2 separate regions of the Homo sapiens genome follow, and region 2 is linked to region 1. Evidence: read pairs that join two places in POLR2A ChIA-PET (ENCODE). Cell type or tissue: PC-9. All regions are shown on one strand. Each heading gives the region's core, and the rest is flanking DNA. Links, peaks and the distances in the headings are about the cores only. Region 1 overlaps PLS3 (plastin 3). Region 2 has its middle 40 kb from the start of LUZP4.

Region 1 (8,587 bases), core at 497-8,496:
TATATTTTCCTGTGAATAAAGTTTGATGTTCACAAGTAATTTCAAATATCTTCTGTTCCTTAGGTCTCACTGATTTTCATATGTAAACTTAATTATAATAGAAGGAAACAACCTGAACAGAGAAATGACTCAAGATGACCTTAGCGCATTTAAGAAAATGTATTGTGGCCGGGCACGGTGGCTCACGCCTGTAATCCCAGCACTTTGGGAGGCTGAGGCGGGTGGATCACCTGAGGCCAGGAGTTCGAGACCAGCCTGGCCAACATGGTGAAACCCCGTTTCTACTAAAAATACAAAAAATTAGCTGGGCGTGGTGGCGGGCACCCGTAATCTCAGCTACTCGGGAGGCTGAGGCAGCAGAATCGCTTGAACCTGGGAGGCGGAGGTTGCAGTGAGCCAAGATAGTACCAGTGCACTCCAGCCTGGGCAACAGAGTGAGACTCCGTCTCAAAAAAATATATAAAATAAAAAATAAAAAAATAAAGCAGGCTGGGCACAGTGACTCACGCCTGTAATCCCAGCACTTTGGGAGGCCGAGGCAGGCGGATCACTTGAGGTCAGGAGTTCGAGATCAGCCTGGCCCATATGGCAAAACCCCGTCTTCACTAAAAATACAAAAATTAGCTGGGTATGGTGGTGGGCGCCTATAGTCCCACCTACTCGGGAGGCTGAGGCAGGAGAATCACTTGAACCTGGGCCAAGATTGCACCAATGCACTGCAGCCTGGGTGACAGAGCAAGACTCCATCTCAAAAAAAAAAAAAAAAAAAAAAAAGAAAAGAAAAAAAAAAGAAAAAAGCATAAGGGGTTAGACTGGGGCTATCTTGCCCCCAGGGGACATTTTTGATTGCCATAACTGGAAGCACCTGGCATACAGTGCGTAGAGGCTGGGGATGCTTCTAAATATCTTACAATGGATATGACCCCTTCCTTGTATGTACAACACAAGAGTTATGCAGCTTAAAATGTCAATTGTGCTGAAGTTGAGTAACCCTGGGTTATAGAGATATTGGGGGGCAGGGATGGTGGTGGTGCTACTACTTAGACAGAATGGGTAAGGAAGGCCACTTTGATGAGGTTATATTTGAATGAAGACTTCCATGAGGTAAGGGAAGCAAATCATGTGGCTATCTGGGGCAAGAGATTTCGGGTAGAGAAAATAGCAAATGCAAAGTCAGTGATGCTGCAGTGTGTCTGGTGTGTTTCGGGAAAAGTAAAGATCCAATATGACTTGGGTAGAGTGAACAAGGGGGAAAATGAGAGATAAGGTCGGGGAGCTAGCTGATCTTATAAGCTCTGCTAGGCCAATGTATTCCATGGAATACACTGACATTTCTTTCTAAGTGTGATCTACGTGTAGTTCACATTGTCCAATTTTTGGTCAATTACTAAAATTGCAATTTGCAAGAATGCTCTGGGGGATTAAAAATTAAATTAAATTAAAATATTAAGTATACTGCATGGAACCATCTTGCAAATATTTTGAATGCTGATGAAATTCTGTTTAGTTTTAATGCAGTCTATTTTAAGTATTAAATTTTCTTAAACATTGATTACTACATTTTAAATCTATGAATTAAAACATCTGTACCTTTATTTTTACTTTTGTATTTCTTTGAGACAGGGTCTCTCTTGCCCAAGCTGGAGTGGCACGAGCATGGCTCACTGCAGCATCAACCTCCTGGGCTCAAGCAATCCTCCTGCCTCAGCTCCCCGGCATGGCTGGGGCCAAAGGTGGGCACCATCATGCCTGGCTAATTAAAATATCTGTACTTTTAAAACATCAATAACAAACCATTCAATACTTAGTGTGAAAATCACTTAGATTTCCTTTGAGGTAAAGCACTTAATTTCCCTAGGATGTATATTCACTTTCTTTGCTTTGGATTTATAAAAGGTCATACATCAAACTCTTTATTTCTACATGTAAAGTATTTCTATGTAGAAATCAATCCATCAATAATGTCTGCAGTTGCTAAAAAGAACAAAGTAATCCCCATGGCACTGAGGCAAAATTTTAGTGGCTCTTGTTTTATGAATGTCTTGGGCTTAAATACACCTGCTCCCATGCATATACCAACTTGTTTTTCCTACATCCTTTCTAAAATTACAGTGGAGTTCAGTACTAGAGAGTAAGTGTGGCATAGTGAAAGAAACACAGCATACATGCTTGAAGAGACACACAGTGGGAATAATGTGAAACAATGTCTTATCTCAACTTGGCTATTAATTTGCACAAGTTACCTCTTCAGGTCCTAGTTTTCTCATCTGTAAAAGGAGTGCTTTGGACCACATAATCTCTAAAGTTCCTTTTTGGTTCTATCACACTGATTCTAAATCAGAATACACAAGACTTCACAACCCTCCCCTCACACAAACACTTTTAAAACCTGGAGATAGAATAGTAACGCATATTAAATACAGATACAGAGTGATAACATTCTGATCACTACTGCACCTTATTACCTAAGTATAATATTCTTTCATTTTTATGATATCTTTGGAGGAAGAGATAGCTTATTCTTTTAACTATCAAAACGTTGTCCACTTCAGTGGGTTCTTTTTTTCTTTTAAGCTATTTTCTTTATTTTGAGACTAAGTCTCACTCTGTCACCCAGGCTGGAGTGCAGTGGCATGATCTTGGCTCACTACAACCTCCGCCTCCTGGGTTCAAGCGATTCTCCTGCCTCAGCCTCCTGAGTAGCTGGGATTACAGTGCCACCATGCCTGGCCAACTTCTGTATTTTTAGTAGAGATGGGGTTTCGTCATGTTGGCCAGGCTGGTCTTGAACTCCTGGCCTCAAGTGATCCTCCCACCTTGGCCTCCCAAAGTGGTAGGATTATAGGCATAAGTCACCAAGCTCAGCCAATTTTTTAATTTAAAAAAGTATCTTTAGAGACAGGGTCTCATTCTGTTGCCCAGGCTGGAGTACAGTGGCACAATCATAGCTCACTGCAGCCTTGAAATCCTGGGCTTAAGCAATCCTCCCACCTTAGCCTCCTGAGTAGCTGAGACTACAGGCTCTCACCACTATGCCCAGCTAACTTTTTGTTTCTTGTATTTTTTGTAGAGACAGGGTCTCACTATATTGACCAGGCTAATCTCAAACTCCTGGCCTCAAATGATCCTTCCACCTTGGCCTCCCAAAGTGTTGGGATTACAGGTATGAGCCACTGTGCTTTGACTCTAGTTTAGACTGGAGTATATAACAGGTATGTAACAGGATTTGTTCTTTTTGTATTCTCAGTGTTATAATGGAAGTGGAAGGTAGAGATGTTTTAAATTAGATGTGGGAGAACTACAGTGGATTCAAAGCTATATGAAACTGACTAAGGCCCAGAAAGTTTATCTGGCTGCCTATTTGTATTAGGTTAGACTACAGGTCTGGTGGCTGGGACTGGTGGCTCATGCCTGTAATCCCAGCGCTTTGGGAGGCCGAGGCAGGAGGATCAGTTGAGCCCAGGATTTCGAGGCTGCAGTGAGCTATGATGGCATCATGGCACTCTAGCCTGGGCACCAGAGTGAGACACTGTCTCAAAAGCAAAAACAAAAAACTCCAGAAGTTTGGGTCGCAGGGAGAAATTACTATTTGCCTGTATCCTCCCTGAAATAACCTCTCTTGAACATTAATTAGAAGACAGTTCACTGATGTGATTAAAAGATGCCAGGAAGTAGCCACCCTAAAACATAATTAACATAAAATAACCACATTTGGAAATTTCATTTTGAAGTAAGGGCAGTAGTAAGAAATGCTTTTAGAAAGGGACAGGAAAATTTTAAAGGAAATTGGAGGAATAAGAATTTGTCATTACATGACAAACTTCCTTATTAGGCTGCAAATCTCCCGATAAAGATTCTTTTAAATCTTTGTATCTCCCACCCCAATATGTAGCACAATCTTTTGTGTATAATAAGCAATGGAAAAAAATTATTTTTGTAGAATCACTGATTCTCAGGAATTGACCAAAGAAAGAATGCTCTAATCCTAGATGAGCATTTTAGAAACAAAACTAAACAACAATGACAGAAATACAGAAATAGCACTCAAAGACTGAATGGCAATTCATCGAGAAACCAAAACTTGACAGAAATATCCCTTAAATAACATTCAATCTCATTCCCTTTGTTCTAATCCTGTCCCTACCCAGCAGCCTTCAGATCTGTAATTTGGTTTTCTAAGTGAACACACCCATCAAGGAGGGCCCAAGTGGACCACCAGTGATAGCTCTCTGGTCAGGATCTCTTTTGTTCCAAATGTAGAAACCTGCTTTGGCTTTACTGAGAAAGGAGATGTGCACTTGTTTAGGTATGAGTCACCCTCCAGAGCAAACTGAGTACCTACCCTGTGGGAAGACACCCACTGGGCTACATACCAAAGATACAGAAATGAATCAAACGGAACCCCTGGGTCTTACTTGAAACTGTGGCTACAAAATCCTTGTAAAAATTTTGAGTCACTTCGAATACATATCCTTAGGCTTTCCTGGATGACAAGAATGTGCGTCGTCTTCTAAAAGTTTTACCTATTCTGCCATTTTCCCATAGTTTAGCCCCCAGTGTTAGTCCAAATTACACTACCTCCCATGATCAAAGGCATTTTAGTGTTAGTTAGAGTCAATTTTATCAAGCCTTTCTTAGAGCTCTTAAATCATATATTTTGAAGAAAATAATTTCAATTTAAACAAGAAGGCAGAGGGAGCCTAAAAATGCAGCTAGCAATTAATTTTACAAAACCTCCCAGCTGGTAAAGTACTTGAGAGACAAAATAGCATGCAATTATTCTTAAAGAGTTTTATGCTAATTTTATTTCGAACCCTCAGTCAAAAAACCAAAAACACATCCTTAAACAATATCAAAGATCTAACGTGGTTTGGAAGGCCAGTAAAAAGGTAGCATAATGGGATTTTAGAAAGCTTCCATCTCATCAGGTGCTCACAACTTTTAGTCTACTTCTAAGACTAACTTGTAATTTTAAAAAATAAACATAAATGCTGATGACTATTCAATCTAATTTTCTACATCGGAGAAAAGTAGTTTCGTTTTACAAACTGGCTAAATGATAGTCTTTGAGTCATGTTTTCCTTATGTGTAAAATAAAATAGCTGAGGTACCTGAATGATTTCCAAATAACCCAAAATGAATTTTGGATAATTTTTTGTTATTCAAAAGCAAAATGAGAATAAGAATAATGTGGCAAGGTTTTTCAAAAAGACAATTTAATTTTTTGAAATCATAAGACTATGTCCTTATTTGTGGTTACAGTGTCCACTTTAAAAACAGAGCATTGGAATTAGAATGTTGCTGTTCAGTATGTTTGATGGTGAATTTCTCCTATTCTGAGTTTTGACATAAACATGAGAACTTAATAATAAACTGACCCAAAATAACATACCTAGATTGGAAGTCGTTTTAACAACTGGAAACTAAAATCACAACCACCAGGAATGATGGCAGTCCTTTATTTTCTCATTCATGCTGCCAATACTCTGCAACACCTTTTTGGCTCACTTGCCATTTTCTCATTAACTATACATTGGTATGGAGTGGGAAAAGCTCTGTGTTTTGAAGACTCTTCTGTTTCAGCATCATAGTTTCCAACCAGCTGATAAAGCAGACATAAATTACCATACTGCCTATATTGTGCAGTGCAGTTTCAATGCCAGCACTTCTCAACCTTTTGGTTTAGAAAATATGGTCAGTATGGCTGGACATTAAGGAGAAGCTGGATAAAGGAAACTCTACCTTATCACTGAACACAATTCTGGCAGAAAGTAAAGGGCTAAATTTGAGTAAATTGACAAAGCGTTTTTTTTTAAAAGAAGAAAATTATGATACTTAAAAAAAAATCACTACGCAGCTCCCAGTGCTGCACCAGACAGGCCCATTTTTCATATTGGCCACTGACTGAATTCATAAGAAAAGAATCAACTGTTAAAAGGACTGTTTCCTTTCTCTCTCTCTCTCTCTCTCTCTCTCTCTCTCTCTCTCTCTCTGATGACACGTGTAGGTTCACATCTGCATTTTGTTTTAAAGGAAATCTCATTATTCTCTTTTACCAAGTATTATTTTAAATACTATTTAACTCCCCCGCCGCCCTCCCCTAAGTAAACCTTAAAGTAAATAAACTTATTACACAGCCATGTTCCTGCAGAAGTTTGAATCACACCAAGAATGCATATCCTTAAAAGGAAATGTTTTCCCTCCCCTTGCATCCTGTTATTTAAGCTATTTTAAGTACTTGTCTGGAGAAAGCTAAGCCAGAATCCAAGTGGTTTTGATTTTAGCTGCTGTTTTACACTGCCCATGTCCAGGTGGTACGTGCTGCAATCTATCACTTCAAAAGCGTCTTTTGGGGTGCTACTTTGTCTCATAAATTTGACAGTAAGAAAGACTAGGATTTTCTTTGACGCTCGGGTTGTGTGTGTATGCGTGTGTGTGTGTGTGTGTTGCTTTAAACATCCTTGAATCTGTCTAAATCTGGTGTCTTTCTTTATGAAGAGGTCACATATTGTGTGCCCTCATCTGGAATACACATGCGACCTCTCTATTAGCCCACTCAGGACAGTGCTCATTAGGACTTAAAGAAGAAAGCCTAGCAAGTGCAGATGCATATCCTTTTGGAAAAGCTGGATTTAAAAGTTCAATTTGGTTTGACCAACATATTCTACAAATTTTCTGCACTAAAGAAATGACAAAAGGAATCTATTTATCTAACAATAATGGGTTTACACACATACACAATCCTGAATGCCCATGAAAGCTCACAAAATACTGACTTAAAAGACTCGGTCAAAAGACTTGGGCAGAAGAATTTAAACTATATTCCATCCCAAGATCTAAGCAGTGAAATCAAGCTTTCATTAGGCATTAAATCCTTAGAAAAGGCAGCTGCTAAACATCTCCAGATGCTTAGCTAAACATGGGGTTTGCTTCTCACAGCTTATACCTTTTGAGGTAGCTCACTGCAGCAAATATAAGAGGCAGTTTAATGAGTTCCAGCTAAGGGTAGACTGGAGGTTGCTGCTTTAGAATTCACTGTACTAGTGGATTTCCAAAGATGGAGGTCAAGTACAGCAGAAGGCTGGACAAGTTTAGAGGGTGAGACCAGGCAATCAAAAATGTTTATCAGTCCTTTTCTGACTCAAAATTTCCAGCAGTTTGGCCATCATTTTTCCCCTGCTGCAACTCTCGTTTTAAAAATACATGTGTGTAGGCCAGGCGCGGTGGCTCACGTCTGTAATCCCAGCACTTTGGGAGGCCGAGACGGGCGGATCACGAGGTCAGGAGATCGAGACCATCCTGGCTAACACGGTGAAACTCCGTCTCCACTAAAAATACAAAAAAAAAAATTAGCCGGGCGTGGTGGCAGGCGCCTGTAGTCTGCCACCTGGCTGAGGCAGGAGAATGGCGTGAACCCGGGAGGCGGAGCTTGCAGTGGCCGAGATCGCGCCACTGCACTCCAGCCTGGGTGACAGAGCGAGACTCCGTCTCAAAAAAAATAAATAAACAAAAAATAATTAAAAATAAAAATAAAAAAATAAAAAAATTCAAAGCAGGCTTCACTTAAAAAAATAAGATTTTCTCTTTACATTTAAAATATATCCCACTACATAAAATCCATTTACAGTTGGCTTGCTGATTTTCAGGAACGCATCTAGTGCATGAAGCAAAATATACCTGGCTGGCCAGGTACCATGGCTCAAGCCTGTAATCCCAGCATTTTAGGAGGCCGAGGTGGGAGGATCACTTGAGCCCAGGAGTCTCAAAATAAAAATAAAAATAAAAATAAAAATTGCTTTTACCCATGCACCCACACATGTGTACTCCTAACTAGCTTCCACACCTTTGAAACATGGTTTTCCGACTATCCCGAGACCTCCACTTCTAATAATCCATATATAATTAACCAGATGGCACAATGAAAGAGCACTGATTAGTTTCATTTTTTTTAGACGGGCTATAGTTTTGTTTTTGTTTTAAGGCATAATTAAACAAATATGCACTGGTGTTCTTTTATTGAATACTGAAAGTAAATTAAACTAAAGCACTGTTTTTTTTTGTGGCATCATCCTGATGTGGTTTTTATATACTAGCGAATATCAAGTAATTTGAAACAACTCAACTTCCTAGGATGAGAGAAGTCTGGTATAGCTACAATCACCACAACCAATTTTTTTTTGCTTAGTTTGGTGGGAAACCTCAAAGGAATACACCCATACTATTCCTAGTCATTTAAGAAACCCATTATTCTTTTATTTCAAAAGTGCTGAATTCATGTTTAAAAAACCTCAGTAGTGAGTGCTCAGGAGGGAAAAAAGGCAAGGCAAGGTAAGTGTTTGCAGTACTAAAGCAACTCTGCAAAGGTTTACATTACATGAATTTTTCTTTATGACAAGTAATCATCCAAATGACCACTAGTTTCCATAGCAAGATTAAAGGCTTAGAATGTAAAAGACAGTTTCTAGATGGTAAAATATTAATACCTAAGTGTTTTGAAAGGTTTTATTTATTCTTCTTTAGAAATAGTTATGTATTACAGCATTTAAATTAAATTTGAAACATCATGAAGTACAAAAACTGATAACTA
Region 2 (8,587 bases), core at 172-8,171, 290 kb after region 1:
TGAGGTGACACCAAAGAGGTGAATATCAGATCCACATATCCATCTGTCTATCTGAATGGGCATGTGTTTAATGATTATCTCATCCCAGGGGGAGGAGGGAAGAAGCTTCTCTAGCTATTCTGTTCAGGGCCTGACCACCCCCTCCCATGCCCAGGAGGCATTCACAAATGAAGGCTCGAAGTTTAACCGTTTGAGGAACTACCAGACTGTTTTCCAAAGCAGCGGCACCATTTTACAATCTCACTAGCAATGTATGAGGGTTTCAGTTTCTCTGCATCCTCCCTGACACTTGTTATTATCTGCCTAGTGGATGTGACGTGTTATCTCATTGTGGTTTGGTTTACATTTCCCCCTTCCCAGGGCTAATGATGTTGAATATCTTTCCACGTACTGATTTCCAAATAGCTCTTGATGGCTGATTGTAGGCATTTATTCACAACTCTGGTAACACAGTCACCATATGACCCAGAAATTCGACTCCCATATATATACCCAAGAAAATTTAAAACATATGTTTACACAAAAAAAATTATACAGGAATGTTCACAGTAGTATTATTCATAACAACTAAAAAGAGGAAACAGTCCAAATGTCCATCAATTAATGAATGGACAAACAAAAGTGGTATATTCATACAATGGAACATTATTCAGCCGTAAAAAGGAATGAAGTACTGATACATGCTACAAAGTGGATGAACTTTAGAAACGTCACACTAGGTGAAAGAAGTCAGGAACAAAAGGGCACACGATTCCACTTATATGAAATATCCAGAATAGGAAGATCCAGAGAAATGAAAAGTAGAATGGTTGTTACCAGAGCCTGAAAGGAGGATGAATGGGGAGTAACTTCTTAATTGGTGTGGGGTTTTATTTTGTAGTGATTGATGGAAATGTTTTGGAACAAGATGTGCGCCACTGAGTTGTTTACTTTAAAATGGTTAATTTTAGCTCAAGGAGCCAGTTGGAACCGGCTCCAGCACACCACTGCCTGAAGATTTTGCCCTCTTAAGTCAGAAAGATCTTACTGTTTATGCCTTATGATAGTCACATGCCACCACTGAGAAAATGAGTACCGAAATGACTAGCACTTTGAATGGGAAGGGGGCGAACTCCTGGAGGGCAAAAATTCAATATCTCAAATATATTATCCTATCACCTCTCTGTCTACCTCTCTATCTACCTTCTTACTCACCTTTATTGAATACTGAATTTTCCCAACAGTTTTATTTATGGGGAGATTGAGAACTAGAAATAACTAAGATCATACACGTCTAGGAAGTGGCAGAGGTGGGATTTAAACTTTGGTCCACCTCAGTCTGTGTTCTTACATTTAAATGGAAGCCTCGGGGAGCCATGGGAGTGGTACATAGCCATGTTCCTTGGGTACCCTTAAGCTATGGGGAAACTGCAACACTAAGTATGGCTGCTTCCTAAAGACTTCAGTCCCAGTTCAGAACTGGTGGCTTTGGAGCATTCTGAGGAACTGTGGGGCCGTGGAACTGCCTAGCTGTCAGAAATGATTTAGTCAGAACCATGGGGCTCTACCTGATCTGAGGCTTCTTTTGCCATCCCTTTCAGAAAATCCAAAGAGGAATTTAAATATTTGGGGGTTTTCGTAGGGAGCTGAGATGCATATTGCTTCCAGGTACCTTTAGGGCCATCGTTCCTAAAGACCTCACTTACCAGATGAAGAAACAAGCTTATAGAGGGGAAATGACTTCCCTAAGATCACACAGCTGATTCAGTCAAGCATCACCAGTAGATGAAGAAGTAACTGGAAGAAATTTGTCCTCATCCTCAACCTCTCCATTTTCCATTCCATCTTTTTTAATGTTCCTTCCTTGGTATCTCAATAAGATATACTCTTAAAAAAACTTTATTATATTTATTATATAATTTCATATACTGTATATTATTTATTTATAAATTTCTTGTTTTTTTCTTTTTCTTTTTTTTTTTTTTTTTTGAGGCAGGGTGTCACTCCATAACTCAGGCTGTAGTGCAGTGGCATGATCTCGGCTCACTGCAGCCTCTGCCTCCCTGGCTCAAGCAATCCTCCCATCTCAGCCTCCCGAGTACCTGGGACTGCGGCTGCCTCATCATGCCCAGCTAATATTTATTTATAAATTATACATAATTTATATATTTTGCTGAATGGGTGATTGATTTCTAAAATATTTTAAAGCGAGCCCCAGACAGCGTACTATTGCAAGGTATATATTCATAAAAAAAAGCAGTATGATATATATAATAGCAGAACCTAAATAAACATAAAGCCTACAGTGGGCTGAAGGTAGGAGACCTAGGCCTTGTTTCATTTAGCTCTGCCACTAAGTAGCTATCTAATCATGGGAAAGTTGTTTAAGCCCTTAGTCCCAGATTTATTTCCTTAAAATCAAAATAAAACTATATTTTATTACGATTTACGACACTAAAATTCTATGACAACTCATGGCCAGACACGGTGGCTTACGCCTGTAATCCCAGCACTTTGGGAGGCCAAGGTGGGCAGATCCACTGAGGTCAGGAGTTCAAGACCAGCCTGGCCAGCATGGTGAAACCTCGTCTCTACTAAAAATGCAAAAATTAGCCTCGTGCTGTGGCACGAGCCTGTAGTCCCAGCTACTTGGGAGGCTGAGGCACAAGAATCGCTTGAACCCGGGAGGTGGAGGTTGCAGTGAGCCGAGATCATGCCACTGCACTCCAGCCTGGGGGACAGAGCAAGACCTTGTCTCAAAAACAAAACAAAACACAAAAACCTATAACAATTCAAATTCCCTGAGGGATATTTGAATTTAAAAAGCGAACAGGCGTTTAAAGTTCCCTGGTTACTTATCTGGTAAAGGAAAGTGATTTGGGGGAGCATTAGTTATAGCTGTGGCGATGGGAGAAGAATTGTTCAGAGGTCTTAAAGTTACGCTTTTCGCGCAGATGCCAAAACGTTTCCAAAGAAGGCTGGTCTTGACTACCACAGCTGCCAGGTGTGGTTCTGAGAAATGCAAAATTATGCCATAACTCCTCTTTACTAGTAGACTTTCAGGATTAGTTGTTTGAATACCCTGAAGATCAACTGTCCGAATTAAATTGAGAAACTGGTTTAAGGATAAAATATTTTCCACCTTCAAACGAATATCTATTTTCTGAAGTAGCCCAAAACTCCACAATTTGTTTAACCATAAGAGTTTTCTTTTTTCCTTTATTTTACTGCGGTTTGTGAGAAGTTAACGAAAGGCCAGTTTTTGGAAGTTGAATGCTGCCATCTGGTGGTTGACAGGCAGCAGTGAGCTGGAGTAGGGAAATCTTTCCGCCAGACCCGTGGCAGAAAACAAACTAACAAAAAAACCCGCAGGACTAAAGGCGTAAGATGTAGGGCCGGACACGGTGGCCACGCCTGTAATCCCAACACTTTGGGAGGCCTATGTGGGAGGATTACCTGAGGCAAGAGTTCCGGACCAGCTGGGCAACACAGTGAGACCCCCCCGCCCACCTCCCCCTCCCCCCGCCATCTCTTAAAGAAAAAAAAAAGCATGAGATGTACAAATCAAAAAGCAACTTAAATGCTTTTTATTTTACCCACAAATGTGTTTATTTTTTCTAATATAAGTAAAATATGATTATTTCAGGAATTTATAAAATATGTTAAAGTACATGTGGGGAAATACAAATTTCCTACAGTTCTTAAATTCTAATGCATTTTGGTGCATTTTTTCCAATCTTTGCTTATTGCATTCTTTGCAATATCCCGAGTGTCATTAAAAATTCAATTTTTTGCCGGGCGCAGTGGCTCACGCCTGTAACCCCAGCACTTTGGGAGGCCGAGGTGGGCGGATCACGAGGTCAGGAGTTCGAGACCAGCCTGGCCAATATGGTGAAACCCCGTCTCTACTAAAAATACAAAAATTAGCCGGGCGTGGTGGTGGGCGCCTGTAATCTCAGCTACTCGGGAAGCTGGGGCAGGAGAATCGTCTGAACCAGGGAGGCAGAGGTTGCAGTGAACCGAGATTGCGCCATTGCACTCCAGCCTGGGTGACGGGCAAGCCTCTGTCTCAGAGAAAAAAAAAAATCAATTTTTTTCATAACTCTGACTTTCATCCAAAAATATTTCTTGAGCACCTTATATATACCAAGTACTTCGTTAGGCACTAGAGATAAAATAACAAAGGAAAAAATCTAGAAAGTCCCTGTCCTCACAGAGCTTGCATTCGGGGTCAAGAGCAACAATAAACAAATAAAGACATAATTAAAGGTTAAATCATGAGAAATGCTATGAAGAAAAATAAGGCATAACAAAAGGAAATAAAATGATTACAGAGCTACTTCAGATAGGGTGGTCATGAAAGGCCCCTCTGAGGTAGTGTAATAAGTAACATTTGAGCAGCATTCTGAATGACCAGAAGGAGAAAGCCATGTAAATGTGTAGGGGAAGAGTCCCATAGGGCAGGGGTCCCCAACCCCCAGGCCACAGACCGGTATCTGTCCAGGTCGCACAGCAGGAGGTGAGAGGAGGCTGAGCTTCATCTGTATTTACAGCTGCTCCCCATCACTGGCATTACCGCCTGAGCTCCACCTCCTGTCAGATCAGTGGCAGCATTAGATTCTCATAGGAGCGTGAACCCTATTGTGAACTGTGCATGCAAGGGATCTAGGTTGCAAAATCCTTGTGAGAATCTAATGCTTGATGATCTGTCATTGTCTCCCATCACCTCCATCCAGATGGGACCGTCTCGTTGCAGGAAAACAAGTTCAGGGCTCCCACTGATTCTACATTAAATTGTATATTTCATTATATATTACATTCATTATATTCATTCAGTATATTCATTATATATTACAATGTAATAATAATATAAATAACGTGCACAATAAATGTAATGCACTTGAATCATCCCGAAACCATCCCCCCTGCCCACACCCAATCCATGATAAAATTGTCTTCCACAAAACCTATCTTTAGTGCCAAAAAGGTTGGGGACCTCTGCCCTAGGTGTGAAAAGTGTTCTAAGAGGAAAGGGAAGTGCAAATGCTCTGAGGCAGGAGCATGCTTACTGTATTAGTGGCATAGTAAGGAAGCTGGTGTGGCTGGGAAGGTGTGTGGGAGATAAAAACAGGAAGGAAATAAAATAGGAGAGCACAGCCAGAGATCAAACCACAACAGGGCCAAACCATGTACAAACTTTATTTTCCCCCACTTAAATCCATTTAACATAACAGAGCTCCATCTTGAAGGATGGGCAGGATCCACAGTCAGCAAAGGCGGGAAAGAACATCCCAGAAAGAGACCAATGATGAAGCAAAGGCGTGAGTGCTTTTAAGGTTAAGAGTATGAGCTCTGGGACTTGAGAGAGATCTCCCAACTCTGCCACTTCTGGTTGTACCATGATTCCCTTTTCCCGAACCAATAAATACAGTGTAATCTGTTAGTACATCATAGGCCCTATCTCTAGGAACCCTAAGATCAGACGAAGATGGCTACACTGATAGAGTGGTAATGATCCAGCCAAGCAGAGGGTCACCCAACATCCACTATTATTATTGGATAGAGTATTAGAGTGGGGATATAGTAGACAGGAGAGAGGGAGGGAGTTTGGCACATTAAAAAGTAAGAAGCAGAAAGACTGATGGATGGAGAGATGGAGACAAGGGGTAAGCACTATAATTTCACCTGATCTTGGGCAGGAGTTTTAACTACCACTAAGAAGTAAGATCCCGCATAATCTCAAATTTTAGTATACATCAAAATTTTCTGGAGGGTTTGTTAAAACACAGATTTCTGGGACCCACACCCAGAGGTTTTGATTCAATAGGTCTGAGGTGAAGCCTGAGAATTTGCAGGTTCCCAGGTGAGGCTGAGAATGCTGGTTTGAAGACCACACACAGAAAATTCATGCTATGATTGGTGCCAAATGAGGCAAAAATGGAAAGTTCAGTCAGCCTGTTTCTTTGTTCTGTTCACATACTGCCAAACAGCTAGACTGCACATCTCTCGGCATTGTCCAACTGATTGTTATGACAATGTTGTACTTCTGATGTTATTCAAGGCAGAGAGGGAGAGGTTTGTGACTTATATAGCTGCTGTTTCATATGGGGGAAAAACCATTTGAAGCTTGGGAAATATTGCTGGGCTCATTGCCTTATGCTGTTGCTTTTTCTTCTTGCTTTTTTTTTTTTTTTTTTGAGACAGTTTCTCGCTCTGTCGCCCAGACTGGAGTGCAGTGGCGCCACTCACTGCAGCCTCCACCTTCCAGGCTCAGATGATTCTCTCACTTCAGCCTCCCGAGTAGCTGGGATTGCAGGTGCACACCGCCCCACTTGGCTATTATTTCTGTAGAGACAGGGTTTCTCCATGTTGCCCGGGCTGGTCTGGAACTCCTGGGCTCCAGCAATCTACATGCCTTGGCCTCCCAAAGTGCTGGGATTATAGGTATGAGTCACTGCGCCTGGCCATACTGTTGCTCCTTACCCTAATTACCCATTAGCAAGCAAGACATTGAAAGCAATGTATCCATCCCATATTCTTTGTAAATGAGATTATGAGAAAACAAGCCTTTTAGTATTCTGGTAGTGGGGATGTCAAATGGTACAACCTTTCTGTACAGCAACTTCTTTGTAGCATTCCAAATATGTACTATTTGATCCAGCAATTTTACTTCTGGAAAATTATCATATGTAATGAATTGAAGAGGTACTGCAAATATATAAGTACACGAAAACTCACCACAAGCATAATTTACAAAAACTTAAACTGAAAACGGCCTAACTATCCAGCAATGGGGAACTGGATAAATAGTGTAGAAAGCTTTACTGTGGAAGAAGGCTTAGTGGCAGTAAAATAAATACGGACGTAGCTATTACAAGTTTGCATGTGTGTGTGTGTGTGTGTGTGTGTGTGCGTGTGTGTGTGTGTGTGATAATTTTTGGTATTTTGTATTTTGAAAAATTTCTGCAATTAACCTGTATTATTTTTGTGATATGAAGAAACATTCTCTCTCCAAATCATTTGCCACAAATTACATTAGGAAGCTTCATGCACATTGGGCAACAGAGTGAGACCACGTCTCAAAAAAAAAAAAGTATACAAGAAGATGTGTATAGCTTATATGCAATTACTATGTTATTTCATATCAGGGACCTGAGGACCCATGGTTTTGGTATCCACTGGGGTCCTGGAGTTAATCCCCCACAGATACCGAGGGACAAATATAGTATATTGGACTAAATCCACGTTCAACTTGAAGTTCGTTTTAAAAATAAATAATTGAAGTTGGCTTATTTCTTTGACCTTTGTATCCTTCATGAAGGTGCAGTACAGGAAGAGACTCTTTGTGAATTAAGGGCTCCAGGTAGAATCTAGTTAACTGCATTTTTTTCTGATACATAAAAGATACCTTTTTATACATCAAGTAGTCCTAAAACAGACATGAATTCTTTAATATCACGTGAACAAGCTTATTGTGCAATTCTATTACACTCACGTGATTATCCATTGCTTGAAAGTTGAATTTCAAGTATATTCCTCTGGGCTGGTGCAGAAAACTCTTGGTTGTAGTATATTTTGTCCTTAGGAGTAAAGTTTTAACCCTATATCTCACATTTGTGTCACTTAAGCATAATAATTAGTAAAGATATATTTGTCAGCCACTAATTAGATGAGCAACTTTGGGCCATTCAACTTCATGTAAGTCTCATTAACACCAGCTGTAAAATGAAGAAGGTATATCCAAGAATCTTCAAGCTCCCTTTTTAGTAGTTAGGTTCCAAGTTCTGAATCAGGGAGTATTAGTGCAGCATTCAGAAGGATTGTAAACATGCATTAATCTAGTCTTTTTTTAATCATTACATCAAAATATCTAGGTGAGTTTTTCTACCGTTTATCTTTTTTAAAAATTGCATGCATGCATTAATCTAGTCTTTTTTATATTGTTACTTCAAAATCCCTAGATGAGTTTTTCTACTGTTTATTTTAAAAAATTTCTTCTTCTTCCTGGGCTCAGGTGATCCTCCCACCTCAGCCTCCCAAGTAGCTGGTACTACAGTACCTGCCACCACACCCAGCTAATTTTTTGTATCTTTGTTTGTAGAGACGGGGGTCTCACTCTGTTGCCCAGGCTGGACTCGAACTCCTGGGCTCAAGTGATCAGCCTATCTTGGCCTCCCACAGTGCTGGGATAATAGGTGTGAGCCACCCTGCCCAGATTCTACTGTTTAAATGCCAAATCAATCTCACTATTTTTAAAGTATAGTTATCCCTATATGCATTTTGGAACAAAAGTAGCTACAGCCTTCATATAGAGAAAAAAAATGGATTCATGGTTGCCTTGGGCTGTGAGAAGGGGGGGAAAGGAGGGAAAGGGGGAGTGACTATTAATGGGTACAGAGTTTCTTTGGGGGACATTAAAAATGTTCTAAAATTAGACTATAGTATTGGTTGCACACTCTGTTAATATACTAACTGAACCGTATACTTTAACGTGGCGAACCTTATAGTATAAGAATTATATCTCAATAAACTTGTTACCAAAAAAGTAGCTGGAGCACATGGCTACATAGCAGTTAATATGAAAAGCAGCTCAGTTATCCAAAATTTC

The links. Peaks named below come from ENCODE experiments on the same cell type or tissue, not always from the same donor. Only the 100,000 strongest peaks of a DNase experiment are listed, where the experiment ranks them.
Region 2: POLR2A ChIA-PET joins it to region 1 with 47 read pairs; 9 of 35 experiments call an interaction of 5 or more read pairs at or near these places.

The regions. Positions count from the first base shown.
Region 1 is chrX:115,612,894-115,621,480 of GRCh38, reverse strand. All of the region lies in intron 2 of PLS3 (plastin 3), which reads right to left. Among named protein-coding and RNA genes, the nearest start is that of PLS3-AS1, 54 kb to the right of the region's middle. RefSeq lists an enhancer at 1-300. In PC-9, for the core only: a CTCF peak has its summit at 5,951; DNase peaks (open chromatin) are centred at 4,370 and 6,150; H3K4me3 peaks cover 852 bases; H3K27ac peaks cover 3,100 bases.
Region 2 is chrX:115,325,408-115,333,994 of GRCh38, reverse strand. No RefSeq gene overlaps it. Among named protein-coding and RNA genes, the nearest start is that of LUZP4, 40 kb to the right of the region's middle. In PC-9, for the core only: CTCF peaks have their summits at 3,054 and 3,255 (motif pointing left); a DNase peak (open chromatin) is centred at 3,254.